Linked DNA regions of Homo sapiens: region 1 is linked to region 2. The links are chromatin loops, found by intact Hi-C in ENCODE. Cell type or tissue: PC-3. All regions are shown on one strand. Links, peaks and the distances in the headings refer to the core of each region. The heading gives the core; the rest is flanking DNA.

The links. Peaks named below come from ENCODE experiments on the same cell type or tissue, not always from the same donor. Only the 100,000 strongest peaks of a DNase experiment are listed, where the experiment ranks them.
Region 1: a loop joins it to region 2, with 2.0 times the contacts of the local background. A loop is called at or near these places in 3 of 110 quality-filtered maps.

The regions. Positions count from the first base shown.
Region 1 is chr3:18,570,056-18,581,517 of GRCh38, forward strand. No RefSeq gene overlaps it. Among named protein-coding and RNA genes, the nearest start is that of SATB1-AS1, 130 kb to the left of the region's middle. RefSeq lists an enhancer at 6,318-7,517. In PC-3, for the core only: no CTCF peak of the experiment used is centred there; a DNase peak (open chromatin) is centred at 5,706; H3K4me3 peaks cover 293 bases; H3K27ac peaks cover 1,795 bases.
Region 2 is chr3:18,631,091-18,642,552 of GRCh38, forward strand. No RefSeq gene overlaps it. Among named protein-coding and RNA genes, the nearest start is that of SATB1-AS1, 190 kb to the left of the region's middle. In PC-3, for the core only: a CTCF peak has its summit at 2,178 (motif pointing right); no DNase peak of the experiment used is centred there; H3K27ac peaks cover 2,169 bases.

The DNA.
Region 1 (11,462 bases), core at 1,733-9,732, 61 kb before region 2:
CTTTACATTTATATCTACGTATAATTTTTGAAATACCCATAACACTTTGTTTACATCTCTATCATTGTCACTTAGCTAAATTTACTTAACAGTTGCTTGTTTACTTATCTTTTTGACTACCCGATAAACTGTAAGCAACTTGAGAGCATACATATTAAATTTTTTATTAGTCTTTATTTCCCTTGCTAGCTAGCACTTAGCACAAGACCTTGCACATATAAGGCATTCACTAAATATCTTTATTGAAGTGATAACATATGATTTGTTATGCAAAATCACTTCAGTCTTAACTTTGATATGAATTATAGCACATTATGATATATACCTTTATATATACCCAGAGACACACACAGTACACATATATGTGCATAGTTATTTATACCTACATATAAATATTTATATGTGCACATAGTGTTTACAAACAGAAGCTTGCAACTTCTATGAGATAAAATTGATATGATAGCATGGAAATAGATTGCGGTGTTTGTCAAATATGGACACATATTATAAGTATTTTATATTTGAATTGTAACCTATGTTCCCAATCCAATTGTAATATTTTCCTTATCTGATAAATGCTTAATCCTATTGTAAGTGGTGGAAACGATCACTCATTTGGGCTCTCATATTTTCAGCATATTCAAACTTGTCACAATGTGCCTCTGACTATCAGTTAACACATTTGTTGGATGAAGAAATAAACACACAGCAAAAGTGTGCCGGTTGCAGGATGGTTTAATGCCATATAATACTTGTTTTTGCAGTCCAGAAAAATGTCAGTGAACTACCTTTTATAGAGTACATGCTTCGATTGTTGCCACATTGGCAAAAAAAAAAAAAAGGAGCTAAATAATTTCTTTTGGGCTTCTTCGGCCAAACTGTACACATTTTTTTTGAGAAGGTTGGCAGGAGTTAGAGCATGAGTCCATGGAACAGAGCCACACTGGTTGTTACCCAGAGAGCTTGGACCTACATCCTTGGCCCCAGGAGCATTGTAGTCTAAATTTTGGAAAGCCAAATTAGAGTGGAGGAATAAAGAGGCAGAAGTAGGGAAGAAGTTATAGTCAGCATCCTTTAATTTGTGGGTATAGGCTAAAATGTTAAGGATTGAAGTAGTTCGGCATGTAAGTATGAAGTGTTTGGGGCAGTGGTGGACTTTCAACATTTAGTTTGGAAATATTCTGAGTATTCTGTAGCTTTTACTCTCAAATTTTATTTTGCATCATGCAGTGGCTACATGATGAAAAGTGATTCCCATGCAGATACTAGCTAGACTTTGGCCTTCCCCTTATCATGGCCAGATGCCATCTTTGTATATCGTCCCCTAAACCATCCATTTGTAGGTGGAGATGTCCTACTGTAAACTCTTTCCACCCAACTGGTGATGTATGAGTAATGGGTTGCCTCTTGGATAGCATCAGCTGTGGATGGTATGCACTTCCCCAGGTTTGTGGGAATTCTAGCTCCTTCTGTCTTCTTCTACTCATGAGAACATGTTGGAACTCAATAAAGTAAAAAAAAAAAAAAAAAGAAAGGAAAAGAAAGAAAAAAAGCATTATTAAAAGGAATACTTTAAATTCACAAAGCATTTGCCAGTTTTAGTGCAGTTTTACTTGTGATAAGAAAATGTTGATTTTTTATAACTAATCCCAAATTTATATCTGCCTATACAATGTAATCGAGATTTGCTGATCTATAAAATCATTTTTATCTTATTGTCACAATCATCAATACCTTAAAAAAGCCTATTTTAATTACACAAATAATATGTTATTAATCCAGAAACACGAAAAATAAATTAAAAACATTTGCATCCTATTCCACTAGCCTGATGCTCTCATTGTAAATATTTTCCAGCTTGAGAAAGAAAAGCATATCTCATTGTTATTGTCTTTTACATTTCTAATATTATTCTTGGGGTTAAACAATTTTTGTGTTGTGACTGCTTAGTTTTCTTTTTGGTAAACTGTGTAGTAGAGTACAGTACAGACTTTGGAATTAGGATGTGTGAGTCCAGTTTTGGTTCTGGTATTTACTAGCTTTGCGGCCTCACACCCTGTATTTCAGCTTCTTTATTTATAAAATGGAGAAACCAAGAATATCTTCTGCACCAGTTTGCTATGAGGAATAAATGAGATCTTTTATGTAAAATACCTTAATACAGTTCCTGGTATATAAGTCTATAGATGCTCAAGAAGCTCAAGTGTGGGTACAACTATAGCTCGTCTTAAAACCATACCAGAGGCTCAGCAGAACCCTGGTATGAGGTGGGCCCAAGACATTTTCATATTGCATTTCAGAGATTAAACAAAAAATAAATTTTTAAAGGATGTCATATGGCTTCCTTTTATCTGTCCCTATGACACTTACCCATACCTGAATTGAATCCTGCCTTTTCAGAAAGAAACTCTTGGCCATAGAAGAAATTGCATTTGAAGAAAGCAAAACACTGCTAGAGCCAGAAGTCTACCTGAATGGTAGGAGTCTATAAGCGTGCGGGCAAAGAGGCTTAAGTCCCAACCTTGCCAATGGACACAGAGCCCATGTGGCCATGGGTATTTTAAAGACATTTTCTAATCCTGTGAGAACTTTTCATCCATCTGTGTGATTTTTGATTTAAGTGACCAGCTGCTTTAAAATAGACTAAGCATATGACATGGGCAGTCAGTACATCTTGAGAAGCAGGAGGGATTTTATTCATTTAAAATTGCATTTCCCTCATTCCTGCATGACTCACCCCTGTATTATCTTTCATCAGAGCATCAAATGTTACTAAGAAAGACTGTTTCCACTCCACTCTTAATCCAAATAAACAGCACCTTTTCATCTCTGAGCTGGCTTCTTCAGGCTGCTTATAGTTGCCTTCCTAGTGCCATTTAAATCTGGGTTGGTTTTCACTAGAGCTGCAGTAGGATAACAGAGCAAGAAGTTTCAAAGCAGATGTATCATGCCTCACAATGCAGGTGAGCAAGTACTTCAAGAGGTTTTGAACCTGGCTTTACCTCTGTTTTCTAGTGCTGACTGAAAAGCAATCAATGAGACAGGCTAGTTAAGAAATGAGTAATTGCAGAGATTCAGGAACACTTCATACTGGATTAGGTTATTTAGCACAGGTGTTTTAATGATTATAATATACTGAAAAACCTCACACTGCTGGGCGGCCCTCAGACTCACAGTGGTTGCCTCTTGGTTGGGCCCAGTTCTGCCCTTGAAGACAAGGGGAATTGTGAGCCTGCAGGAATTTTAAAGCCATGCCTCAGACGAAATCAGATAGTATTTGAGTTCTGGCAGCTGCTACACCTTTGTCTGGGTTGAGCTTGAAAGCCTGTGCTTTCTGAAGGCATTTCTTTGTATCTGCATTTACAATTAGTATGTTGAAAAAGAGGGATGGAAGGGAGACCTGCACACAATATGGGAATCAGAGAAACTCTGAAACGCCATGCATTGCATTTTTTCCCAAGGAGTCACAGGAACACACGAAGCACAGGTGGTAACGTGATGGTGATGGAGGGGAGGGTGAATGTAAGGGGGGTGATAATTGATGGGGGCCCGGAGTCCAGACTGCAGCTGTCCCCAGGTGCACCCAACTGCATCTGTTCTTCTGCAATGTACTACACAGTAGCAGATTTTGGATTATTTAAGCAGGGGGAAAACAAATCAGGAAAGTTAACAAAGCTCTTGGAGGAGGAAGGTGAGGAGGTGTGATTACCACATATGAGGAAGGAAGCCTTCAGGAAGGGAATAAATTGGATCGGGGGTTTGGCACCCAGCACCAGAGACACCTCCCATCATATCACCTGTGAACTCTGTGGTTCTGAGAAGGGTGAGCAGGTGGAGAGCTCATTGGCTCCAGACTGTCCCACTCTTGTGCAAGTTTGGATTTTATCATGTGGTGGATTTGTGTCAACACATGGAGGGGAATTATAAAACTGAGATAAAGTTGTACTCCTTCTATCTTCTTCTTTTTTCATCTTTATTAAGAGTACAGGAAGACAATAGAACTATCTGCAGCTACCAGGAATGTTCTTCCAAGCCAGTGTTCCCCCAAGTCTCTCTAATGCAATGATATTGGTAAAAGAAATAAATTCATTTACTGGATGTGATACTTAATGCAGGCCTGAGGCTGGAGTCCCACTGTCTGTCCTGAGTCAGTGAGGAGGAAGGCCAAATTGACAACATTGGGATGATGGGAAATTCAAGCCATTTGTCATCCACAATTCAGATCATATGATATATTTCAAGATTCCTCCTGATGTAGTTATATTGGAAAAGTCTTGAAAGGTCTTCACAATGTGACAGTAAAATCTGACAGTGAGGGAAGCTGGTTATTTCTTTTCTTTTCTTTATTTTTTTGATATGACTTTTCAAAGGTGGCGTTAAAGATTTACCTGTTTTGATTTAGGGGACCATAACGACATTGCAGGAGAAATAAGGTCAAGATGTAATAGGGAGTTGTCATACTGTCTCATGATTCTTCTTACGTTAAATAACTTTGGCAGATAATCCTCCCATGGAGTAGGTGGGGAGCAGGACAGGAGCAGTGCTGAAGGAGAGGGATGGCAGACCCATGCAAAGGGTATTCTCTGGACCTTAAGAGTGTACGATTATGACGCTAAACGAGTTACTATAAAGAGCAAAGGCTCTACCTGGAATTCTAACAATAGTTCACCATAATACTGGAACTTGAATTGTAACTCCTGTGCTATTAAAATATATCAGTTGGTATATACCCAGTAATGGGATGGCTGGGTCAAATGGTATTTCTAGTTCTAGATCCCTGAGGAATCGCCACACTGACTTCCACAATGGTTGAACTAGTTTACAGTCCCACCAACAGTGTAAAAGTATTCCTATTTCTCCACATCCTCTCCAGCACCTGTTGTTTCCTGACTTTTTAATGACTGCCATTCTAACTGGTGTGAGATGGTATCTCATTGTGGTTTTGATTTGCATTTCTCTGATGGCCAGTGATGATGAGCATTTTTTCATGTATAACAAACCTGCACGTTGTGCACATGCACCCTAAAACTTAAAGAATAAAAAAAAATAAATAAGATATATCAATTGGTGTATTTAGTATATTCAATATACTAAGCATACTTTTTTAGCTATATGGACAAAAACATAAGGCTTCTATATCAAGAAAAATGAGACTGAAGCAAAGAAAACCAGTCTATAGAATGCTTTGAAATAAGTAGATTTACTTCAGATCGAGAAACAACACTTTTGTATATAGTGGTATAACCCAGGTGGTACAAATGGTTAAAAGGTGTTCTTGATTGATTCTTTGGTAAACTCACTCAGTCCATCAGTTACCATGCTTTTGGCTGCAAGTAACTTTTAAAAATGAATTAAATAATAAGAATAATTTGTATGGTCACAAAACAGGAGCACTGGAAATAGACATTTCCACGACTTGTTAATTCAGTGTCCCGAGATGATCCCAGTGACCCAGATTCTTTCCCTGATCCATTCTCTCATCCTCTGTTGGTATTTCCCCTCAGTTTGTTTCCTCAGGGACACAAAGTAACGGCTGTGACCCTAGGTGTCGTGTCTTCACACAACCACATGGAGTGGCAGAGAAAAGGAAAGTTCTCCTTAAACGTTTCTTTTTATCAGAGAAGGAACTTTTTGGGGAGAAACTCCTTAGGAGACTTCCCTGTAAGTTTCGTTAGCCAGGGTTGTATCACAGGCCATTGCCTTAGTCAGTCTCTTGCATGATGAATCAAATTACCAAGAATGCTTATACTAATTGAGTCATTGTGCATGTAAGTTTTTGAACAAACCAAAAAAAAAAAAAAAACAAAACACCGCTCACACACACACGTTTCATCCTGGGAACATTTCTATATGCAAAAACTGCATGGCGTAATCCTAAGAGAATTATTTTCACTTACGAAATTATTATCTGACAACAAAAAAGATGATTAAAAAGTAGAATAAATTGCATAGTATGATGCACACAGAATGCTATTGTTGCAATAAATTGTAAGCTTCATGAGAGTAGAAACTTTCTGTCTTGTGTGATGTATCTCCAGTGTGGAGAATAATGCCTGAAACATAATGGATGTACAATCAACATTTGTTGAAGACATGGATCCTTGTTTCTTAGCCATTGCAGAGCCCCACTAAATGCCTCACTCCTGTTCTGCTTCTTTCATTCACGCACTTCCCTCCAGATCTGGCCTATCCTGGACCATCAGGATGTGTGTCCCGGGAATGTGTGCACCACCAGATTCCTCAGCCAGTATCTGTGCCTCATCCCGTTCCTCACTTCATTATTGATGTCTGTTTTTCCACCAACTCCAGTGGTAATCTCCCCTCCCTCACCAAGGGGTTTTCTCATTATTTCCAAGAGTCTTTGACAATATCTCAGGGTACTCATGAACGTGTCTCCCATATCTTAAATTCTATCTCTCTCAGTGGTAGGTTACCTGGGAAGCATTTGAGAGGGCTGTCTCACTCGGGCCACAGTGTCCAGTACCCACCCTGAGGTCATACTTACCTGTTGTGAGGGTGCTGCCTCCGGTGCCCTCAGATCCACATGCCTTCCCTTAGAATATCAAGCAGTGCTGAATTCCCTGTGGTCCTCACAGCCTTGAGGACACAGTGTGATCCATATAGAAAAATCAAGAAAGCTCCCCTTCCCATGGTGTCACAGCTTCTCACGTATCCACCAACTAGAACTTCTTATCTTTGTTGTCTACCAGAGTTCTTTGGTTTCTTCCTATGACACATAGAGCTCTGGCAGGATTCTTTGGGATGGGGCTGGGGAACAGACACCACATAATCAATTTTGTTTTCTCTACTTCTTGTTTCTGCTGACCTTTGTACTGGAAGTCATTATTTTTCCACTCTTTCCTTCTGCATTCCCCAAAGTTCATGTGTTGAAACTTAATCACCAATGTGATATTATGAAGAAATGGAGGCTTTAGGAGGTGATTAAGTCATAAGGGCAGAGCCGTCGTAAATAGGATTACTAACCTCATAAAAGAGGTGGAAGGGAGTGCCCCTTTTTGCCCTTTTATCTCTTCTGTCAGATGAGGACACCTAGGTGGTGCCATCTGTGAGGAATGGGCCCTGACCACTCACCAAACCTGCTGGAGCCTTGATCTTGGACTGCCCAGCCTTCAGAACTGGGAGAAATAATGTCCGTTGTTCATAAATTACCCAGTCTAAGATATTTGCTACAGCAGCCAGAATAGAATAAGACACCTTCCCCCATTTCCTAAGATACAACTACATGAATTTTATACAGACTCAGCCAGGAAAATACACTCATAATTCTTCCTTTTCTCCCTTCCCAAAGACGAAGGTGTTTACTGCAAAAACAAAGAGGTCTTGAACAGGAAGAAGAAGATATCAGAACCACCTATAGAAAAGACTCAATCCTATACTAGCTAGGCATCCTTTCATTCCATAGTTGTTTGTGAGGCCCTTAAATGCCACTGTGGTAGGAGCTTTGAGTGCCCTGCACACATTCTCTTAGCTTTGGCCTCTACATGTTTCCAAAACCGCTTATGAAAGCACTTTCAGTGCTCTCCAGAGGCTTTTTCTCTGGAAGGTTGGGTGGCCCAACCACAGGGCAGGCTGAAGAGTGCGAATGACTCTAGAAGCAGTGCCCAAAAGGCACATGGGAACTGGCGAATAAATACCTGCTCTCCATATTCCTCAGCTGGGATAACTCTGAGGTGTTTCCTATATTATCTCCCACAGTTCCCTGGAAGGATTGACTCTCAGTTGTCCGCAGCAAGTATCTGCTTGATAATGCATGCCTTATGGGATTTTTCTCCTCCTTGTCTCATGTACCCATTCCTTTTCCAGTTTCCTGGGATCATGTTCCAAATATACTTCCTGCCCTCAAATCCTTATGTCAGGATCTGCTTCTGGGAACCAAGTCAAGACAGATACTAAAGGGTATTAAGTCTATCAGGATTAATTTTTAAAAATTCTCACTCTGAAATGTACTTACATGGACACGGTTGTGATATCTCTATTATGGATCAAATTCAAGCACGTTTAGAGAAATATAAATTCTACATGTTAGTTTCAGCAAAGGGCATGAGATATTTTGGAGACACACACACACACACACACACACACACACACACACAGACACGCACATACAGATACACACAAGATAACATGAATGTGAATATTTCTAAGAATAATACCTTGAGTTTTTAGTGACATTTTCTGCCTTGTTTACAAGATGTATTCTTACAATATAAATGTACAGGAGGTTTTCTTTAAAAATTTTGACTTTCTTATGTAGTGCTTCTGTTGTTGACAGTAACTCCAACTGCCTCTTGTTTGTAACTGAAGTTCATACAACAGACTATGAGCCAAAGTTAGTGATTAACTGTTTGGAAAGAATCTCCCAAAATACACTTGTTTGTAATATGTCTTGCTTTTGTGTCTCAGGTGTAAAATAATTGGCATTTTATGCCCAATTTGCCTTTTGCAAACGGTATGTTGTGCAGTGAGACTTGAGTGTCTTCGTAGGACACATTTTCAGAATAGTAGTTCAAGGCACTTTCATAATCCCGTCACCTGGAGGACAGACTTCTCATTTCCCACCGCTATTTTCATCCAGGTCATCATAAAAATGTTCAATTTTCCTTCTGGAGTAGACTGATTCAATTTTAAATATAACAATTTATGAAGTGTACATTATCTTCTCCCAGAGTAATATTCTCTGACAGTAACCTCAACTGTTTTTCTTTTCCAGAGATAAAATGATGTTTTAATAATTCCAAGTGGTTTCAATAAGCGAATCTAACACTGCTGCTTTCTTTTGATGGTATAAATTGGAGACCAAATGGCTTATTTAGACACACTGCTGTGCCTTTATTAAAGTACATATATTTGTATTAAAAATATATAGTTAAAATTAGATAATGTGCACAACAGATGCCTCAGTTATATGCTCTATTCCTGAACATTGTCCTATTTCTGGCAAAGAGTTCCAAGTTTTCATACTCTTACTACGAACTAAAGGATTAACTGAGACCACCCTGTCTCAAATACCAGAATCTCTGGTTTGCGAAATGTGTCCTCTTTTGGGAGGGAGGTTCAAGTGTCATTCTTGTGCTAGGCATGCAATTTTTACTTCCCCTGACTCTTTTCATTTTAATGGCATCTCTCGCCCAACCTCTTGCACTACTTCTATTGTGTATTTAATTGATCTAGAATGGACTCGGTCTCTACTCTTGGTTCCAAGACTTCCCATTCTCCACCCAGATAATAATTTCCTGGAACACTCTCTTTGTTGTATGGGGCTGATTTTATTGAAAATTTGGTGCAGTAGAGGACATTTACATCACAGAAACATAGTCACTTTGTATTAGATGTTTAGACATCCTTATACATAAAGGCAGTTTAGATACTCCCCACTCTGGGATATTTCTCTGATCATACCTTCCTACACAGTGCCCTGGCCTGAACACTGTTAATCTGCTTTCCTACCCCTTTTTTTCCCTCACATCAGTCTCAGCAAAACAAGCCCAATTTATTGCATTTTATTCCACTGAGAAATGCAACCGATTTTTTGTTCTCTCCTCTTCTGTGGGTCTATCTTTTCACACCTAAATGGCCCCTCATGAGATTTTGTTAAGTAGACACAGTTCCCTCCCTAAGAGGGATTCTCATGCCAGCTCTTAAGACAATTGGTTTTCCTTTTACTCTGCCATGAGAGCTTTGTAACCAGTCTTCTCAAATCCTGCCTTGCTTCACACCAGACTCCACATGTTTTTAAACCGTAAACTTGATCTTGTCTCTGATCCTCTGTTTTAAACCTTCCCACTGTTCTTGCGCCATTGCTCAAAGCTTCCTTCCTGGTGCTGTGCAGCAGAGGGGAACAGCAGCCACCGCAGAAGCTCCTAGAAACATCTCCTCAAAAAACTAAAAATTTTAATCTGTAATAAAGCAAGAAAAAGTGTTGCCTTAATATACTGGTGGAAATACACTGCAGCTGGGGGAAGACAACAGAAGGGAAAAACAAAAAATAGACCTCAACTTCTGGGGAGGGGAGGGCCTGCGTGACAGCTCAGCGTTCAGCTGGGAGAGGGGCAGGAGAATTTGTGAAGGTCCCCACCCGTACTCTTGCCAGACTCAGGGACACTATGCCTATCTAGAATTGAGGATTAATCAGAGCATCAGAAAATGCCTTCCCTCCTCCACTACCCCGACACCAGGCTGACAAACATCAAGTAATAATCACAGTGAAATAGACCTGTGAGAGCTGCAAGAGACAGATTGTCTTTGGAGAGCAGTATAAAGGGAAGACCGAAATCCAACTGGGAAGTAAATGCCAAGGAAATGACCTTTTAGAAGCCAGCACCAGCCTAAAGAGATGGTATGACTAGCAGAATTTAAAGTCTGAAGTACAATAAGGGTAACTATACCAATAACAAACCTGGCAACCAGCCAACTCCTGAGTAGATTACATAAACCTTCAGCACTAAAGGCCCAGCAGAAGGAAAGGTATGCTCATCTCCAAGCATAAAATATAGTTACCGTAGTATTCACTGTTTTACACTAGATGAGCAGCTTTCAACAAAAATATGTGTGACATATGCAAAGGCAAGTAAAGCACACTTGGAAGAGACAAAGCAATCATCAGAAACAGACTCAGATGTGACACAGACAGTGTGGTATTGGCAAAAAGACAAATACGTAGACCAGATAAATAAATACAAAGCTCAAAGATAGACCCACTTAAGTACAGTCAACATATTTTTTGGCAAATGTGCAAAGGCAATTTAAGGCAGAGAAGATGGTTGAAAAACAAATGATGAGGAAACACTTGATATCCACACGTAAAAAACAAATATAAAGAGGCTCAACATACATCTCAAACTTTACACAAAATAACCAAAAGAGATCATTGACTTAAATGTAAAATATAAAACCATAAAACCTCTAGAAGAAAATTAATGTAACCTTTGGTTTGGCAAAAAGATATTTAGTTATGAAACCAAAAGCAAAATCTATACAAGAAAAATATATTGATAAACTGAGCTTTATTAAAATTATAAACCTTTATTCTTTGAAAAATACCATTAAGAGATTGAAAAGAAAGCCCGTTGTGATGGTTACTATTGAGTATCAACTTGACTGGATAGAAAGAGGCAAAGTATTGATCCTGGGTGTGTCTGTGAGGGTGTTGCCAAGGGAGATTAACATTTGAGTCAATGGACTAGGAGAAGCAGAATCACACCCTCAGTCTGGATGGGCACAATCTAATCAGCTGCCAGTGTGGCCAGAAGAAAAGCAGGCAGAACGTGGAAAGACCAGACTGGTTTAGTCTTCTGGTCTACATCTTTCTCCCATGCTGGATGTTTTCTGCCCTTGAATATTGGACTCCAAAGTTCTTCAGCTTTGGGATTCAACTGGCTTCCTTGCTCCTCAGCTTGCAGAGAGCCTATTGTGCGACCTCACCTTGTGATCGTGTGAGTTAA
Region 2 (11,462 bases), core at 2,089-10,088:
ATGAAACTGAATTCCTACCTTTCACCATATACAAAAATTAACTCAAAATGAATTAAAGATTTAAATATAAGACCTCAAACTATAAGAATACAGTGGGGTGCAGTGGCTCATGCTGTAATCCCAGCACTCTGGGAGGCTGAAGCAGGAGGATCACTTGAGCCCAGAAGTTTGAGACTAGCCTGGGTAACACAGTGAAATCCTGTCTCTACCAAACAAACAAACAAACAAAAAACAGCCTAGTGTGGTGGCATGTGCCTGTAGCCCCAGCTACTTGGGAGTCTGAGGTGGGAGGATGACTGGAGCCTGGAAGGTAGAGGCTGCAGTGAACAATGATTATGCCACTACACTCTAGCCTGGGCGACACAGGGAGAAGCTGTCTCAAACAAAAACAAAAGCAAAATCAAAAACAAACAAAAAACAAAACCAGAAAAACCTATAAAAGTCTTATGAGAAAACCTAGAAACACAATTCTGGACATCAGCTTTGGGAAATAATTTATGACTAAGTCCTCAAAAGCAATTGCAATAAAAAGAAAAATTGACAAGTGGAATCTAATTAAACTAAAGAGCTTCTGCACAACAAAAGAAACTATCAGCAGAATAAACAGACAAGAATGTGGGAATGACTCGTCCTTCTTCCGTTCTACAGAATGGGAGAAAATATTTGCAAACTATGCATCTGACAAAGCCCTAATATCCAGAATCTATAAGGAACTTAAATATTTTAACAAGCAAAAACCAAGCAACTCCATGAAAAAGTGGGAAAAAGACATGAACAGACACTTCTCAAAAGAAGACATACAAGCAACTAATAAACATGTGAAAAAATGCTCAGCATCACTAATCAAAGAAATGCAAATCAAACCACAATAAGAAATCATCTCACTCCAGTCAGAATGGCTATTACAAAACAAAAAACAAAACAAAAAAACCCCAAAACCCAAAACCAGATGCTGGTGAGGCTGCAGAGAAAAGAGAATGCTTATACACTGCTGGTGGGAATGTAAATTAGTTCAGCCACCATGGAAAGCAATTTGGAGATTTCTCAAAGAACTTAGAACTATCATTTGGAGATTTCTCAAAGAACTTAGAACTATCATTCAACCCATCAATGCCATTACTGGAGATATATCCACAAGAAAATTAATAATTCTACAAAAGACACCTGCACTCATATGCTCATTGCAGCACTATTGATAACAGCAAAGACATGGAATCAACCTAGGTGCCCGTCAATGGTGAATCGGATAAAGAGAAAGTAGTACATATATACATGGAATATTATGCAGCCATAAAGAATGAAACCATGTCCTTTGCATTATCCCAAGTGAATTAATGCAGGATCAGGAAAGAAAATACTGCATGTTCTCACTTATAAGTGGGAGCCAAACACTGCACATGCATGGAGATAATAACAATAGACACAAGGAACTAATAGAGTGGGGAATGAGGGAAGGGGTCAAGGGCTGAAAAAATTTCCTATTGGGTACTATGCTCACTACCTGGATAACAGGAACCAGTTGTACCCCCAACCTCAGCATCATACAATATAACCATGTAACAAACTTGCATATGTACCACCTGAATCTAAAATAAAAGTTGAAATTATAAAATAAGATAAAAGTGTAAAAAATAACTTGTGTTTAGGAACTCACATCTTCACATATAATTGTTTCTCCCACCCTTAGATCTGAACTTTCCTTCTTAACTTTCCTCATAGGAGAAGTGTTACCATCAGATGAGTAGGCAGGGTCAATTTTAGTCTTTATTAATGTGTAATGGATATAAATATGTGACAGAATTTACACTTTTGTGACTTCCCCATACTTATAAGGGGCTTTCTTGCCTTAGCACAGGGATGTGAATTCAAATGTCTACAGAAGCCAAGCTATTATTAATGTAAATGATTGAAATGTGCTCAATGTCAAGACAACAGGGAATGATTGGCATTTAGGTAAACTGGAGATCCCACACCCAGCATATGGACACGCAAATTTAAATATTTTTATACTTCTGTGCGAGCCAAACAAAACAAGTCTTGGGCTGGGTTTGGCTCATGGGTACACAGTATTTAATCTTTGCCTTTGTAATGGTAAAAATCATGAACTGGAGCCAACACTGGTTTGATTTGATATCTAGTTTTTCCGCTTTACAGCAGGTGGCCCTAGCAAGTTACTTAACTACGCTGCAAAATCCAAGAGGTCGCTATGATTCCCAGAGGAGGAGGCTCTGGGTGAGATCGGGAGCAAGTGCAGGCATACCTGAGATGAAATGTTAATCCTCAGATAAATCACCGGGCAAGGGAGTCAGGGACCATTTTACTTGCGTCTTTTCCTTCCGCATATAGGACTGGAGAAAGAATTCTCCGTCTTATTATTGGAGACCTCCTAATACAATAACTGATTCTCAATCTTGACTGCCCATTGGAATCACCTGTGGAGCTTAAAACTCTTGATTCCTGAATTCTAAGCCCAGATACTTTGATGTAATTGATCAGGAGTTTGGTCATCATCAGGTGATTCTAATGTGCAGCCAGGGTTAAGAAACATATAAATTATGAATTATATGTTTATATTGTATGAATTATATGCTAAAAGATGCAATGAGGAAAAAAATTGTATGATTTTCTGTGACATTATGTGAATTGCTTTTATGTACCATTGTAGCTTGCGATTTTCTTTGACAAATGAATGCACAAAAGCTATTTCCACTGAACTTCAAATATTTTTAAAAACAGCCGTAAAATATCCAAACTGCTTTCTGTTAAAAAAGGGAATTCTGCCTTCATGGGACATGTAGAATTACGTGTGATTGTTACTTTAAGACATGAATATTCCATCAATTATCTCTTGCTCCCTGAATTCTGCTTTGCCCTCTATACGAACTCCCACCAAGAAAAAGCTTAAATGTTTCACCTAATTCTCCATGCGGCTGCTTACCTATTTAGGTTAGGGTACAAGAGTTGATGAGAAATTCTTTGGGAAGCCAAGCACAAGTTTTTGCTTTCAACTATTTATAGCAATCAGCTGGCTTTTCCAGTCCCTCATTAGATCAATCATGGCCATTGTCTTACAGTTGAGTGGGAAATCGTTACAGGTGGAAGAAGGCACGATGCCGCTAATTCAGCAGAGGCCCCCGCCTAACAGGAAAGCTGCAAGGAATTACAATCAAATAGGAGACTTGTCAGGGGAATGGGGTTGCTTCCAAGACAGAATTTCTGAAGACTCTCTGGATTCTGGGTTGAGCATAAAATAAAACGTAGAGAGAAATTGCAACAAACCTACATACACATAAGAGAAGACCACCCTTTTTTTCAGGCACAAAGTCTGGTGTTGGACTTCCAGCATTAGCTGAAATGCTGCTTGGTACTGACACGCTCATATTTGGCGGGGGCTTATCTTTTTTACGGGCCATTTATTTGGGAATGGGTTTTACAGGTGGCTCTGCTGTGGGGTCCAAATCCTGGGCTTACGTAGCATAGCATGCTGCACATCTTTGCAGCTGAATCAAGTGCCACGTGTTATGGGCTGTTGCTGGCCAACAATTTGGGAAGTTCTTTTACCCTCTCTTTGCTTTTTCCCTGGGCTGTTGAGCAATGATAGTCAAAGGCCAGCTGAACCCATCATGAGTGGGAGGCAAAAGAGAAATTGCTGGTGTCCAGATTTTTTCTTGGGCCTATATATGGGCTCTCGGGTGACCCTGGGAGCAGGTGGGACTAATTTGGCACCCTTCCCAATAAAACCTGCCTCAAAAAATCAGTTTATTTGAAGGAGTTAACGAAAGTACTAGATATTTTTTACCCACTGACAGAGGGAAAACTAGTGCACACGTCTGAATAAATAACTGAAAATGGCTTCTCACTGTTCAGGAAGTACAATCAATTTGAAATTAGGATTATGGAAACATCTGCGAAAATTCAAGTGTCATCTCAATTTGGGCTCATTCAGATCCTGTATTTTTCAACTTCCCAAGCAGTGCATTTAAAATCTAATCCTAATTAACACACATAGTTTAATTATAGCCAACAAAATATTCTACAAAAATTGTGTGTGCTGGTTGGGGGGATGGGTGGGGAGGGAGGAGGCGAGGGGGAAGCCAGACAAATGTTCCCTGATTGTAAAAATTCTTGTTTGGTTAATAATATAAATCCCCAAGATTTTAAACACACACTGAAGTTTGCTTAACATGAATCAAAGTAACATAAAAAAGCATGGAGCCTGAATTCTGTTCTAGTTCTACTTTTTGCCTTCTTCCTATTTCTTGTTAACCTGGAAAGAACAAAGAACTTGTTCATTTGGCTCTGTTACTTTTGTGAAGACCTTTGTCGCTTTGTTTATCTTCTTTCTCTGATCAGAAGATAAACCTTTATGGTTGTGTGTGAGTACAAATAAAGGAATAAATCTACTTGCATAAAGCAAACTTTATGGTCTGTTGTTTTAGTGATGAGAAATACCTCCAAGGATTTGAAGGTTTAACTGAGAGGCACGCCAATACGTTTTGATGCTTTATTGGAACCTCATCCTAATCAACCAAAACACAGCAATCAACCATCTTGCAGAATTATCAAAGCTTTTCCCCTCCCAAACCTGGCATAAGTGGAATGTGCAAAGGGAAAATAAATTTTAAGAAAACAAAACAAAAATCAAGTAAACAAGAGGGAAAAAGTCCCCATTTGGAACCTCAAAAATCATTTTAACTAAAATTAACTCTGAGAGAAAGCTTAAAAATTCAAGTAGACTTAGTCTTGGTCATTTTGTATGATTATTTTGGTCAATAATAAGTCTAAGAGAAAAAGTAAAATTTTCTTATTTTCTTACTCATTTTGCTCCTCCATCACGTAGGTTAAAATACAGGGGACTGACTTCTGTTCTAGATTCTGTTAGCAGAATTGTATTGTACTGTTATTGTTGGAAAATGAAAAACAATAAAAGAAAAAAGTAAAATTCTGAAAATTTTACTGTGGTGTTTGCTGTTAATTAAATTTGACCCTCTGTTAGTATTAAACTAGTCTATATTTCTGAGGATAAGGAGGTGATATTTCTTCTTAGATTAACATTACTGCGATTTCCCGCATGTAAGCCCAGTCTTGAAGACAAAATTCATTTGCTTCAGTACTTAATGATCTATACATTTTCTTTGTCTATAAATCAATTCCATTCCTTTATTCATCACGATTTCCAAAAATTTATAACAATGGAGGCAGTTCGTAGTTGGCTAATAGTAATGAATTAGTTACAGAGAATGTGCTATGATATTTTATAGAAAAGAACCCTAAATTTCTCTGCAGAATCCAGTGGCTCAGACAGGCCTTAATCATAGGAATGTCAGATATTTCCATACTTACAGAATAAAATTTATAGACTAGAATAAATCTTGAAAAGTTGTAAATAGTTGTATAGACTAGAATAAATCTTGAAAAGGTGTAAATTTTGATTAAATTTTACCTATTGACCTATTGTGTAGTTAATATTTGTAATTTTTTGCCAATTCTTTTTCTCATTTTCTTTTTCTTTCTCTCTCATTGTCTCATCTCTTTTTTCTAGTGTCTTGCTCTCCAAACTCCATGAACAAGGGACTACTAATTTCTAGCTCTATCATAGAGCCTAGCAAAGGGTCTCCCACATAATAAGCAAAATATACAAATTGAATGAATGAATGAATTTTACGATTTATTAATTTCCATGATGAAATTAGAGATATGATTTCTGTCTGGAGGCTATAGAATCAATCATAATAATTTAATGACAGAAAAGATAGAAAACTATTACAAGTCATTTAACAAAATAACATTTTATAATAGTAGATTATAATATGTTTTTATAATTATATAATGTGATTATATAATAACAGTAGCATAATGGTCAAAGCAAGTCGCAAGGTAAGAATGAAAAAACTGTAAGGGATTTAGAGCTCAGAAATTGGAATCAGGACACCTGGATCCAAATTCTACGGCTTCCTCTTCACAGCTGTGTGGCCGATCTATCTGCTTAACCTCTGTAAGTCTTGATGTCTTCATCTATAACATGGATTTTGGAATTTAGTAAGAATTCAGTAAATAGTGCTTTTCAAGTTCTCAACAAAGTACCTGGAAATTAGTTAAGGATAATAAATTGAAGTGATTATTACTAGCTAGGAATGTTTTTATTTTTGGCACAATAACTTAAAGATCTGAAGAAGAAAATACCCACAAAAACTGAACTGTACAGAACACTATGGATTAAAATGCCCCAGACTCTTTCAAACTCCTTCCAGATATTCTGTGGCAGAAAGCTCTATGATCTCTCTGGATTCTGGGCCCCGTCTTCTGGTATAATGTGGAAGTTCTTGGCTTGTGGAAAGAAACAGGTTGTTCTGGGCTGAGGAGTAGAAGTACAGAGGGGCAGAAATGCAACCACAAATTAAGGAAAACAGAAAAGTGGAGTCTCACATTTCCAATCTTCCATAGTTCATATACATCCAAACACTTTCCCAAAGTTTCTGACTCCCAATGTGATGAGAACAGAAAGCACACTGTAACCAAGAAGGTAAAGTTTATCAGGCATTCTGTTATTGTGCTGACCAGAAATTAGTGCTCACATCCTAAAAATTATTGTGGAAATAATATTAAGAATATATTTATAAAACAAAAACTAATAAGAATAATTATCCATTTTGCATTAAAATTGAGTCATGACACTAAAGCTATATTTTTAGTCATGGAAATTGTAAAACAGATACATACAAAATTGGAGTCATGAGAATGAATTTTATTACTATGGCTAACCTACAAACAAGCGTGATAATTTTGCTATCAACATATTTATGTGCAATTATAGGTGGAGTGGGCAGGGCTGATCAAAGATTATGAGCATAAATAGGTCACGCGATCAAAAGATTAAAGATGGGTGGCAAAGACAGTGTATTCTATTTCCAATAGAAAAGACATGGAATCAACCTAAATGCCCATCAGTGGTAGACTGGATAAAGAAAATGTACATATACACAATGGAATATTATGCAGACATGAAAAAGAATGAGATCATGTCCTTTGCAGGGACATGGTTGGAGCTGGAGGCCATTATCCTCACCAAACACAGGAGCAGAAAACCAAATACCACATGTTCTCATTTTAAGTGGGAGCTAAATGATGAGAACACATGGACACATAGAGGGGAACAACACACACTGGGGCCTATTGGAGGGTGGAAGGTGGAAGGAAGGAGAGGATTAGGAAAAATAACTAATGGCTACTAGGCTTAATACCTTGGTGATGACATAATCTATACAACAAACCTCTATGGGGCAAGTTTACCTAGATAAGAAACTTGCACACACACCCCTTAACTTAAAGGTTAAATAAAAAAAGACAGTGTATTAGGGAAATAGGTAGAAGGGGTATGGAGTTGAATGTAGGAGGGTAGTAGAGGCATTTGGAACTTTTAACAGTGCCCTTATTTGTGTGTTTAGAGGGCTGTAATAGAGGATTAGAAGAAACACTAAATATCGAATTTTCTTATTTTAAAGCCAAAATGTCATAAATGTCATAAACACAAAATGCAATGTGTGTCAGGTAGAGTCAGTTGGAGACAGAACATGGCTTGGAAATGAAGCATTCCACTTATGTAGATCCACTGAAGTGGCTACCTGCTTTATGGTTTAATTTCATCTGTGATTGTACAATTGCCACTAGTTTTGTTCCATGGCCATAGATTTTAAATATAAAGGCAGAAATGCCTGCTGCAAGAGGAGAAAAGGTATTCTCTTTCCAAGAAATTTAAAGTATTAGTTGAGCTACTTAGAGGAAGATGCTTTGGAGCTATTGTTTCATTGTGAATGTCCTGTTGCACAGGTCTGCTTTCATCCCAAGGCATTATTTAACTCTTCCTTAGTTCTAGGAACAATCTAGTACTTTTCTAATAAGTATTTCCCCTTCTTTACATTAGCTCACCAGCAATTACCCACTACCCAAAAGACCTTATGTGATTTATCATCCATGTCTTCCTGTTCCCCAATGATGGTGGCTGAAGGTTCAGAGGATTGGACAGCTAAGTACAAAGAAGTTGTTGGTCATATAGAACAAGTTATCCCATGATTTATAAAAGACAAACAAATTTTGCAGCAGCTCATTTCAATTTCCAAGCTTGGGGAAAATTAAGCCATATGTAGTGATTAACTAAGCAGGCTCTGGAGTTTGAATCTTGCTTCTGTCTTTTACCATGGGACCTAAGCTATTTAAGCTCTCTAGGTGCTTGGTTTCCTTATCTGACAAAAGGGAAATAATGTAGGTTTGTGAGGATTAAATGAAGAGTAGGACATAAAGCACTTAGCTTAATATGGTACTTATTAACAGCTCAGTAAATGTGGTGTTTTTTTGTTGTCTTATGTTATTATGAGATATTCCTTAAAACAGGTAGCATAAACATTGCTTTTTCCATTTTATATTTTCAAAAGTTGAGGCTGTAAAAGATTAAATGGTCAACATCACACAATGATAGAGCCAGGGTCATATTCCAACATTTTGATGTCGTTCACAAATATTTACTGAGTGTCTACAATGTACAGGCATACCTCAGAAATATTGTAGGTTCAGTTTTAGACCACAGAAATAAAATGAATATTGCCATTAAGTCACACAAGTTTTTTGGCTTCCCATACATATAAAAGTTATGTTTACTCTGTATTGTAGTCTGTTAAGTGTGCAATACCATTATGTCTAAAAAATCAATGTACATTCCTTAATTTAAAGTACTTTATTGTTAAAAAATGCTAATGATCATCTTATCCTTCAGCAAGTTGTAATCGTTTTGCTTATGGAGGGTCTTGCCTTAGTGTTGATGGCTTCTGACTAATCAGGGTGGTGTTAGCTGGAGTTTGGGTGACTGTCACAATTTCTTAAAATAAGAGAACAATAAAATGTGCTGCATCAATTGACTCTTCCTTTCATAAAAGATTTCTCTGTAGCATGCAATGCTGTTTGATAGCATTTAACCTACAGTAGAATTTCTTTCAAAATTAGAGTCAATCCTCTTAAACCATGCTGCTGCTTTATCTACTAAGTTTACATAATATTTTAAATCCTTTGCTTTCATTTCAACAATCTTCACAGGATCTTCACCAGGAGTAGATCCCATCTCAAGAAACCACTTTGTTTTCTCATCCATAAGAAGCATCTCCTCATCTATTTAAGTTTTATCATGAGATTGCAGCAATTCAGTCACATCTTCAGGCTCCACTTCTAATTCTAGTTCTCTTGCAATTTCCACACCATTTGCATGCAGTTATTTTTTCCACTGAAGTCTTGGTCTTGAACCCCTCCAAGTCATCCATGAGGACTGAAATAAACTTTTTCAAACTCCTGTGAATGTTGATATTTTGACTGCTTCTCCTGAATCACAAATGTTCTTAGTAGTACCTAGAATGGTGAGTCCTTTCCAGAAGTTTTTAATTTATTTTGCTCAGATGGATCAGGTGAACATTGTCTTTGGGACCTATTTAAACTTTATTATTGTCTTATTTTAAGAAATTGCAACAACCACCCCAAGGAACCCTACAAAATGTGTTTCTTCAATAATAAGACTTGAAAATTGAAATTACTTTTTGATCCATGGCCTGCAGAATGGAAGTTATGTTAGTAGGCATGGAAACCACATTAAAATCCTTCTACATCTTCACCAGAGCTCCTGGGTGACTAGCTGCATTGTCAATGAGCAGTACTATTTTGAAAAGAATCTTCCTTTTTCTGACCAGTAGTTCCCAACAGTGGGCTTAAAATATTCAGTAAACCATGCTGTAAACCAATGTGCTATCATAGAGGCTTTGTTGTTCCATTTATAGAGCACAGGTGAGCCTGTTTAGCATATTTCTTAAGTGCCTTATGATTTTAGGAATGGTAAATGAGCATTTGCTTCAACTTAAAATCACCAGTTGCATTAGGCCCTAACAAGAGAGCTAGCCTGTCTTCTGAAACTTCGAAGCCAGGCATTAAATTCTCCTCTTAAGCTATGAAAGTCCTAGATGGCAACTTCTGATAGAAGGCTGTTTCATCTGCTTTGAAAATCTGTTGTCTAATGCAGCCGTCTTCATTAATTATCTTAGCTACATCTTTTGGATAACATGCTGCAGCTTCTCCATCAGCACTTGCTGCTCCATCTTGTACTTTTATGTTATAGAGATGGCCTCTTTCCTTAAACTTTATGAACCAACCTCTGTCAGCTTTAAACTCTTCTGTAGCTTTCCCATCTCCCTCATCCTTAATAGAAATAAAGAGAGTTTGAATACTGCTTTGGATTAGGCTTTGGCCATTAAGGAAACGTGGCTGGCTTGATCTTCTATCCATATCACTAAAATATTCTCCAGATCAGCAGTAAGGCTGTTTTGCTTCTTATCATTCTTGTGTTCACTGGTATAGCACTTTTAATTTTCTTCAAGAATTTTTTCCTTACATTCACAACTTAGTTAACCTTGTGGCACAAGAGACCCAGCTTTTGGCCTCTCTTGGATTTCAACATACTTTCCTCACTAAGCTTGATCATTTTTAGCTTTTGACTTAAAGTGGAAGATGGGTAACTCTTCCTTTTACTTTAACACTTAAAGGCCATTATAGGATTATTGATTTGCCTAATTTCAATATTGTTGTGTCTCAGTGAATAGGGAGGCCCAAGGAGAGGGAAAGAGATGGTAGAACAGCTGGATGGTGGAGCAGTCAGAACACACACAACATATATAGTTTGTTTGCCATTGCATATGGACACAGTTCATGGCACCCTGAAACAATTACAGTAGTAACATCAAAGATCACTGATCACAGATCACCATACCAAATTTAATAATCATTTAAAAGTTTGAGATATTGTGAGAATTACAAAAATGTGACATAGAGACAGGAAGTGAGCATATGCTGTAGGAAAAATGGCGCCGGTAGACTTGCTTGACTCGTGTTACCACAAACCTTCAATTTGTAAAAAAACAGAATATCTGCAAAGTGCAGTAAAGTGAAGCACAATAAAATTAGGTATGTTTGTCCTAGGCCTTGGGAATACAGGCTCTCTCCTTCATAAAACTTATAGTCTAAGGCAGAGGTCAACAAAAAAACACCTGTTGGACAAATGCAGCTTTTTTTCTGCCTTTGTAAATAAAGTTTTAATGGAACACAGCCAACTTCATTCACTGTCTGTGGTTCTTTCCCTCTACAATGGTAGAGTTGAGCAGTTAGTACAGATTACAACAAAGCTTAAAAATTTACTATCTGATCCTTTACAAAAGAGTTTGTCAAGCTCTTGTCTAGTAGATTTATGACTTACTTTTCTGGAAATGTTTTTCTCTAATAGTAAAGGACTAATTAGGACATGAATAAAAAATTACTGCAGAATGGGAACAAGTTTTAGTCTTTATAGCTTCCATCATTTCCCTATGCAACTTCTTCCCTCACTTTCTAAGAGAAAGATTATCTTTTTGCAACTACAGGACTTTGTTTCTGATAGCTAC